Regions from separate parts of the Homo sapiens genome. Here region 2 is linked to region 1. The links are chromatin contacts, found by Hi-C or POLR2A ChIA-PET in ENCODE. All regions are on one chromosome and are shown on one strand. The core of a region is the stretch at or near the end of the contact, and the rest is flanking DNA. Distances in the headings are between cores, read along the strand shown. Region 1 has its middle 150 kb from the start of TENT5C. Region 2 has its middle 27 kb from the start of MAN1A2.

Region 1 (3,999 bases), core at 715-3,214:
ATTTAACATTACTGTAAGACTGAGTTCAAATTAAGGAATAAAGGAAAATGAGCCTGGAGAGGTACAGAGAGGGCCAGGTGATGGTGGGCCTTGTGTAAAGAGAGCTTTCTATAAAGGTCTTGCTACTAATGAGCTTGGATGTTATTCTGTAGGCAGTGAACACCATGGAAAAGTTTAAATTGATTGAGTGCCATGGTCTAATTTATATCTTAGATCTGTGGCATCATGTGGGGTGAATTTTACAGGGTCAAAACTGAAAGTAGAGAGACCAGTGCTGAAGGTGCATCAGAAGTCTAAAAGAGACCAGGCATAAATTACGAAGTGGCAAGAGGATGAAGAAGAGGGATGGTTTGGGGTGGATTTTAGGAGGTAGAATTGACATGATTTTGCTATGAATTGGATACAGGAGACAAGCAAAAAGGCCTGATGCTACTGCTGATGATAACGTAAAAGATAATATTAGTGACTGAAGACATGGATGAGATGGCCCAGGGAGAGTGCTGGGATAAAATGAAAAGAAGATGGAGGGTTCGTTGGGGCTCAAACCGAGAAGAAAGTTGAGAAGAAGCAGCCAAAGAAGGAGGAAAGAAACCAGCAGAGAGTTGGCATGAAAAATAAATGCAAGAGTTGTAAGTAAAAAGCCATCAGTGTTCAAGTATCGAACTTCACAATACCAGGGCAGTTTTGATCCAGTCAAGAGCAGGTCAATGGAGTGGTGAGAACACAAGCCAGATTGCAGGGAGCTGAGGGGGAGCGGGAGGAGAGGAAGTGGAGACAGAACATGGGCTGGTCTATCAAGACTCTTGGCTGTGAAGAAAGGACAGATTTATAAAGAGGTGCCAGTTGAGGGTGGAATTTTTTTAAGGACATTGAGAGACCTGAGCACATTTATGTGGAGAGGGGAAGAGCCATCAGAGATGAGGTTGAAGATAGAGGCTGACTATAAGGGAGTCCCCTCTGGCAATGGCCCATGCTGCCCCTCACAGGAGTGAGCTCTCCATCACAAATGCTAGAGGAAGACTTCCTTGATCAGCCTAGCTCAATCCAGTAGCACCTTCTAACTAAGATTTTTCAATATAACAGTGATTTATTGGAGCTTTCAGTATTTGCATTGCCTTACACTAACCCAGTGGAGCACACAGATAAATTGAAGCTACAGCATGGATTGAATCATCCAGTTCTGAAGCAAGAGCTGTTGACCACTTGGCCACTCCTAGGCCCCTCTGATTCAGAGATTACAACGACTTAACTCAGGAGTCCTTCAGAGGTGATGGTCAAGCCAGCCAGCTCCTTAGTCACCTTCCCATGTCTCCTTTGGGGGAAAGCCAGGAAAGGCCACTTCTTTCCAACTTCTAAAGCAATATTCGTCTTTGAACCCTATTATTATAATTCAACTCAACTTCATTAGCGAGTCAAACACCCTTTGAATGCACTGTCCCCCTGGCTGCCTTGTGATAGGAAACACAGCTCCTGCCCTCAAGAAACTCAGTCCTTCCCCAGGCATTTAGCTTTTCTGGAAACTGGAGATAAATAGAAGAAGAACTGATACGACAACCAAGGTGGTGCTTAAAAAACTTGTTTACAGAGCCCTCAGATTCTAAGGGGGGGCTTCCCTAACCAACCAGGGGATGGAGGTAGGAGCAGTATAGACTCCAGGCCTTCCCACCCAGCTTCAAATCAAGTAGCTCTACTTTTATTCATTTTATATATTTAGGTTGTCATAGGTTTTTGTTTGAACCAAGAGACTCACAGCTAAGAGATGCTTAAAACCCCACCAAAGTAATATTTGCTGATCAAAATCAAGAAAAGCATAACTCAATACTGAGTTACCAAAAAAAAAAGGAGATCGAAAGTCATTGCAAAGGGGTTAATTTGATCTTCTCAAGCTCTATTCATGAACTCATTCATCCGGAAGACAAATACATAGCAGCAGGCACTGTGCCAGTCCCATGTCGGGCACTGGGGAGACAGAGGTGAAGGAAACTTGATGTCTGCTCTCCAGAACTTCACAGGGAGACAGACAGGGGAATGATAGCTCTCTAGAGTGGTGTCCTGATCAAGGTGTGGATTAAGGACGGCGGGGAGACAGAGGTGACAAGGATTCGCCCTGAGAAGTGGGGAGAGAGGCTTTGTCAGGGAGAGCTTCACCAGGGTCTTAAAGGATGCCTACGGTCAGCCGGAGAGGGAGGAGGAGGGGCGTGCACCGATTCCCACGGCTGCAGCAGGGGGCGCGGAAGGGTAAATGCGTTTACTGGGCGAGGGAAGTCGCGGCTTTCTCCTCAGGCTGAACCTGGGCATCTGTCTCTGAGGCTAAAGCGCTTCAGAGCCCTCATGTCTGTCAGGGGCTCCCGCACCGTGTCTTTCTGAGTACTGCCACCTAGTGGCCACTCTCAATTCCCACATTTCCCTGGACAGCCTGGAGTCATTTGTCTTCCCACTGATTTGAGGGTTAAGCAAACAGTGAGCACACACAGTGGATAAGTGACTTCTCCGGTAGCACACAGTTTGTGAGGCTGGGGCTGGAACAGAACCTAGCTCTTGTGATCCCAGGACCAGGTCTGGTATGGGCCGGTTTGCCCCCGTCCACACTCGCTCTGGCAGGTTGAGGCTGAAGGTCAAGTCGATAGATGACTACTCTGGAGCGCACTTCAAATCCTCTTCCCAGGCTTCAGAGGGGTAGGGACACTTTAAGAGAGAAGGAATGTGGGAGTAAGTGGATGAGCTAGAGAGAAAAGAAGATATATATTGTTTTCCCCACCTCACTCTCACCAGTCCAGCCTTCAAACCTATCTCAGCAATGAGAAAAGGGGGCTAATGATGTTCTGGGACTGGATAGAGACCATCGCTTCAGGCATTAGGTTGCCACCATGTCGACAGGAGAGGGGAGGGGCTCTCAGCCATCTTTTTTTCTGAGGAATGGCTGGGGGTGGGGGAGTCCCATGGCCACAGTCAAAGAATAATAGCAGGGTCCCAGGGACAGGACTAGAAGTTTCTGAAAACACCTGTCAGTTGCTGAAGGTTAAAAAAAAAAAAAAAAAAAAAAGCTGGACCATACCAGACCTAGTCCTATTTGAATCATATTTAAATATGATTCTCTGCTCAAGATGACAATTTGCATGCAACATGTTTCAGAAGCCCATCTGGTGTTACAAAATCCACTGTGGTTTCAACCTGTCCTTTCAATCAACCATCCTGGTTGGATTATAAAGACTTTACAATAAAAATCATAGGAATAATAAGGATAATAGAATTGACACAGTAGAAAAAACAAAACGAGGAACCAGATAGTAAAGGAGGTGGCAGAAAAATCTATATATTGAACAACACAACTTTTGGCCGAGGAGGACTATAAAACTGAGCCTAATCTTTGGTCTTAGCATCCCATCAGCCTGGGAGGGAAAATAATGCCCTGAATGAGCACCAGGCATCCCATTCAGGTCCCATCAGGTAGGTATCTTCATCTTCATTTTGTAGAGGAGGAACCTAAACCTCATGGTGGTTATTTGGCTTTCCTGAGGTCATGCAGTTCTTATATGATAGAGGCACTCTGTGAAATGATAGATGCCTGACTTATTTCATTGGCAACCTGATCTGTTTACCTCCTGAACCCCAAGCTGTGTCTAATCCCACTTGCTTTTTTTAAGAGAGTATTCCCAGCATGAATCCTTTTGTCACAAAGAAAAAAAAAGTTTTCTGGCTGGGTGTAGGGAGAGCTGGGCTAGTTTGGTTCATGATGGGTGGGGGGGCATGGCCAAGGTGAGCTTACACGGGAAATTCCCTTCCCTCCTCCCAGTAAAAAAAATCCCTGAGTTGTTTCGGAAAGTCCCATGCTGAGGCTGGGCAGTGTGGCTAGGTATCAAAGTGCTGGAGCCTTTCCTTGTATCCATCAAGCTGAATTCACAAAGGGAGGGAGAGAAGAAGGGAGGAGAGGCTGGGGGCTGCTTCTGATTAGCCTGTCCTCTGCCAAAGTGAGATGTCCTCTCTCTGTGGGCAATTAAA
Region 2 (3,819 bases), core at 647-3,146, 420 kb before region 1:
TACTGGGTCCCCAAGAGTAAACTTAGAAGTATTAGAGCATTCCACTGCTAGGTGAAAAAAGAGATTAAGGGGAATATAATTCCCTAAAAACAAATGTTCCCTTTCTGTCAATGAGACTAAGTGGTCTTCAGGGAAACAACATAAAACAGAGCTGCATGATCCTTTTCCCTCTAGGGGAAAAGTTTGCAAAGATTGTATTGCTTGGGTAAATGAGATCACCTGAACTAATTCCTAATTGATAAATGACAAAGTTTTGAAGTCTCACGGCCTGTATGCCTTCTCTTCATGGCAGTGGGGGGAAAAATGGGTGAAAAAAGTGGTGTACATTTTAGCACTCTAAATAGATGAATTAAACCAGATCAGTGTACACGATACCTGCCCCAGAATATTAACCTGATGGACAATCACTGATTATCAGTGTCTCTTTGAGGAGACTGTGAAAACCTTATGATGACTGAAGGGAATAAAAAAAGACCATGAAATAATCTGTGTATAATTTCAACTGGAAAAATTTGGAAGTGGAATGAGTTGTCTCTAGGCCTAGATGTTATTAGCAAGTATGCTTTAAAATAACATATAATGCTATAAAGCAATAGGAAGATAACAAAAGCTGTTGGAGGGGGTGGGGCATGGTGTCTCACACCTGTAGTTCCAGCACTTTGGGAGGCTGAGGTGGGTGGATTGCTTGAAGTCAGGAGTTCAAGATAAGCCCAGCCAACATGGCAAAACCCCATCTCTACTAAAAATGCAAACATTACTCAGGCGTGGTGGTGCACACCTGTAATCCCAGCTACTTGGGAGGCTGAGGCATGAGAATGGCTTGAACCCAGGAGGCGGAGGTTGCAGTGAGTTTAACATTGCACTCCAGCCTGGGTGAGAGAATGAAACATTGTCTCAAAAACAAACAAACCGAAAACAAAGTTGATGGAGTGATTCCAGGCTGGTACTTCCCAAACTTCTGACGTTCTAGTACTACCACCTTCAAGATTTTGGCCACATCCTTGTATTTAATGTTTTTCCTTAAATTGGTGAGTATTTTAAACTTACATATACTTTTTTAAGGAAGAAACTTCATATCATGACTGTAAAAGAAAACCAATATCATTTGCCATAAATAGGAGGTAACAATAAAAACAAGTACTTACATAATAAAAACCAAAACAGTGTTGTAAAACCCTAGCTAGATACCATTACAAGCCAAAGGCTCTCAGCCTGAGGCCTTTTCTCTCTTTTAAAAAGGGAGATTAGCAAGTGATAGACCATACAAGGACCAAATGGAAACTTTCTCCTTGGAATAATGAGCAGGAGTGTGATAGAAGTGGAAAGGGAATAACTCTCTCACTATGTGATTCAATGCCATTTAATGTTGTTGTCTGGGTATCACTGATAATCGTCTCCAGTGTCAGTTAGGCTCAAATCATGATTTGTGTTCTGTATACGGTGGGAAACACAGTTCTTGACCCTCTTAGAGTGATGTAAACCTCATCCACCTGGAATGGAGTGAAAATAAGATGGGAACTCAGAGAAAAAAAGGTATTTAAAAACTCTAAAAAGCAGATTAGGAAAATTAAGAAGCAGCAACACGGCAGGAGCAAAAGATACACAAACATAAGGCAAAACATAAAAGAAGGTGAGAGGATAAACTCAATGTTTGAAAGTAAGCAAAGACAGCTCACAAAAGGAAGAAGCAAAGCTAATTAAAGACTGAAAGTGGATATGAAGTGACATCACATCCAATCAAGATAAGCATGAACAGAAATGCAGAAAGCTATCCAAATAAGCACATGGGCTAAGTCTGTAGGCCACATCAGCTGTTTACTCCCTGCCCTCTGTTCTTGAGGGAAAATGGGGGAGGTGTGAGAGAAATGGCTGACACTTCCGTGTGTGCATCATGAGATCATTACACAACTGAACCTGCTGGTGGCAGGAACAGGACCGACTGAGAGTCAGGCATTTCAGCTACTTTCAAACAAACATATTCTTCATTTGCCCATGATTTAAAAAATGCGCATTTGTCCAGCTGAGTTTTACTTCTCAGATAGCTGTTTTGCATGTAGAATTTAAATTGCCCAGTACTTAATTTGTTTTTCTAGAAGGCAATAAAAGGTAATTTATAACTGGTAGGTTCGGTGGCCAGAGAGAGTGATAAAATTCTAAACCCAAGGCATTGGTATTCAGTGCTTTTAGCTATTCCTCTATATAATCTAGTTTACGGCAAAGTAAAGATGGGTCACTTGGGGCTCCTATAGTTGCCATTTATGCCTCAGAAAATAATTGTTAATGATTGGGGCAAGGTAAATAAATAGAAGACCAATAAAGCTCAAGGTGAAAGCTGTGTTCAGATCACACCAGAAGCTACACATACGCTAATTAACATAAAACTGTTTCATTGGTGTAAACATTCCACTGTCTGGATTGTTAACAGTCGCATGGGCATAAAAAACATCAACATGTAATAACATAATTAATGTATCTAATATAAACTTTATAAATGTATTTTTAAGCTTCAAGACAGTGTTTCTCAAGTACTGTTACAAATGTGGTTTTCTGAATTTTGAATCCTTTCAATTTTCTTTTGTTCTCACATTGACAGAATGAAGTGGGAACCATACTGATGATAAGACTTGCTAGATTTTAATGTAAAATAATTTTAGAATAATATTTTACATTTATATAGTATGTTACAGTCTATAGAGTATTCTCACATCCCCACTGACCTTCACCATGACTCCGTAAGGCAAGTAGACTTTACAGAGGAGTTAACAGGCTCAGCAAGATTAAATGACTTGCTCAAGCCCACACAGCCAGTAAGTGAGGCTGACATTTAAAATGAGCATGTGTTGAAGCTAGTGTGTGTTGTCAGGGGAGAAGAGGCTGACTATGGCCTCAGAAACCTCACAGGTGACCTTACTTCATGAAGTCCCCAGGTTATATGATCTGTCCCTAGCTTGTCAATGTCCCAGAATGTTGCAATCCAAGTCAACCGAAGTACTCTGATCAAACCCATAGGAGACTGAATTCTAAACCAGTAAGCTGGTTTGTTTGTTGTCAGAAGCATTACTGCCATGTGAACCGGAAAGAATGCAGTTGCTGGTACCACCAGTATACTCTCTTCCTGTAGGCAGAATTACATGGGATGACGCACTACAATCACGAGATTAAATGATAGGCATGGAGGGAGACTAGGAGACAAATGTTGAGGAGCGGGCAAGGAAAAAAGTGACATGTATTGATACAAGATGCCTATCATTATCATGATCAATTTCATTATTACCTGTACTTATTATCTTCATCTGTCCCATTCTAGAAAGGAAGAAATTGAGACACAAAAAGATTAATTAACTTGCCCAAGCATTTGTTGGATTTCATTTTTAGGTAGCGCTTCCTGAGGTGGATTTCTCACACTTAAGCCAGAAGCTACTTGCTCTAATTACAGCAGAAAAAAAGATAGAACCCACATAGTGGGTTGGGGCATACGAGCTTGCAAGGTGTAGATACATCTATGGGTAAAAACCCACATTAAGGGCCAGGATGATTCACTTTGAGTCTTGGCTCCTCAACTGGCAGCATCAGTGAATTTATGTTATGTATTTATTTAAATGATACCCTCAGAAATGTAGCCCCCTCTGTAGGTGATCTTATATAATGGAGCCAGCTGAGAGGTGGTTCAGGACTTGAATTTAAAGTTTTCAAAAATTTCCTGGAAATTTTTTATTAAAGAGTGACATAAATACCCTATTACTAATATTTAATCTGATGAGCAGCCATAGGGGACCTTTATGCCTTCTCCTTTTGCAATTTTATAGCTTCTACATTATT

Evidence for each region. Hi-C counts contacts between places; a loop is a spot of excess contacts on that map. ChIA-PET counts read pairs that join two places held with the same protein, here RNA polymerase II (POLR2A). Pooled maps may share reads with other maps.
Region 2: a map of ovary shows a loop between it and region 1 (6-fold over the local background). The contact joins two enhancer-like sites. A Hi-C loop is called at or near these places in 2 of 168 maps with a recorded cell type or tissue (CD8-positive, alpha-beta T cell and ovary) and 1 of 50 pooled maps. POLR2A ChIA-PET finds 5 or more read pairs at or near these places in 1 of 52 experiments (T-cell).

The regions. Positions count from the first base shown.
Region 1 is chr1:117,756,652-117,760,650 of GRCh38, forward strand. No RefSeq gene overlaps it. Among named protein-coding and RNA genes, the nearest start is that of TENT5C, 150 kb to the left of the region's middle. Within about 2 kb of position 1,965, at least 6 of the 41 ENCODE cell types and tissues checked have a DNase peak (open chromatin) inside an H3K27ac peak, as active enhancers do.
Region 2 is chr1:117,338,280-117,342,098 of GRCh38, forward strand. No RefSeq gene overlaps it. Among named protein-coding and RNA genes, the nearest start is that of MAN1A2, 27 kb to the right of the region's middle. Within about 2 kb of position 1,897, at least 2 of the 41 ENCODE cell types and tissues checked have a DNase peak (open chromatin) inside an H3K27ac peak, as active enhancers do.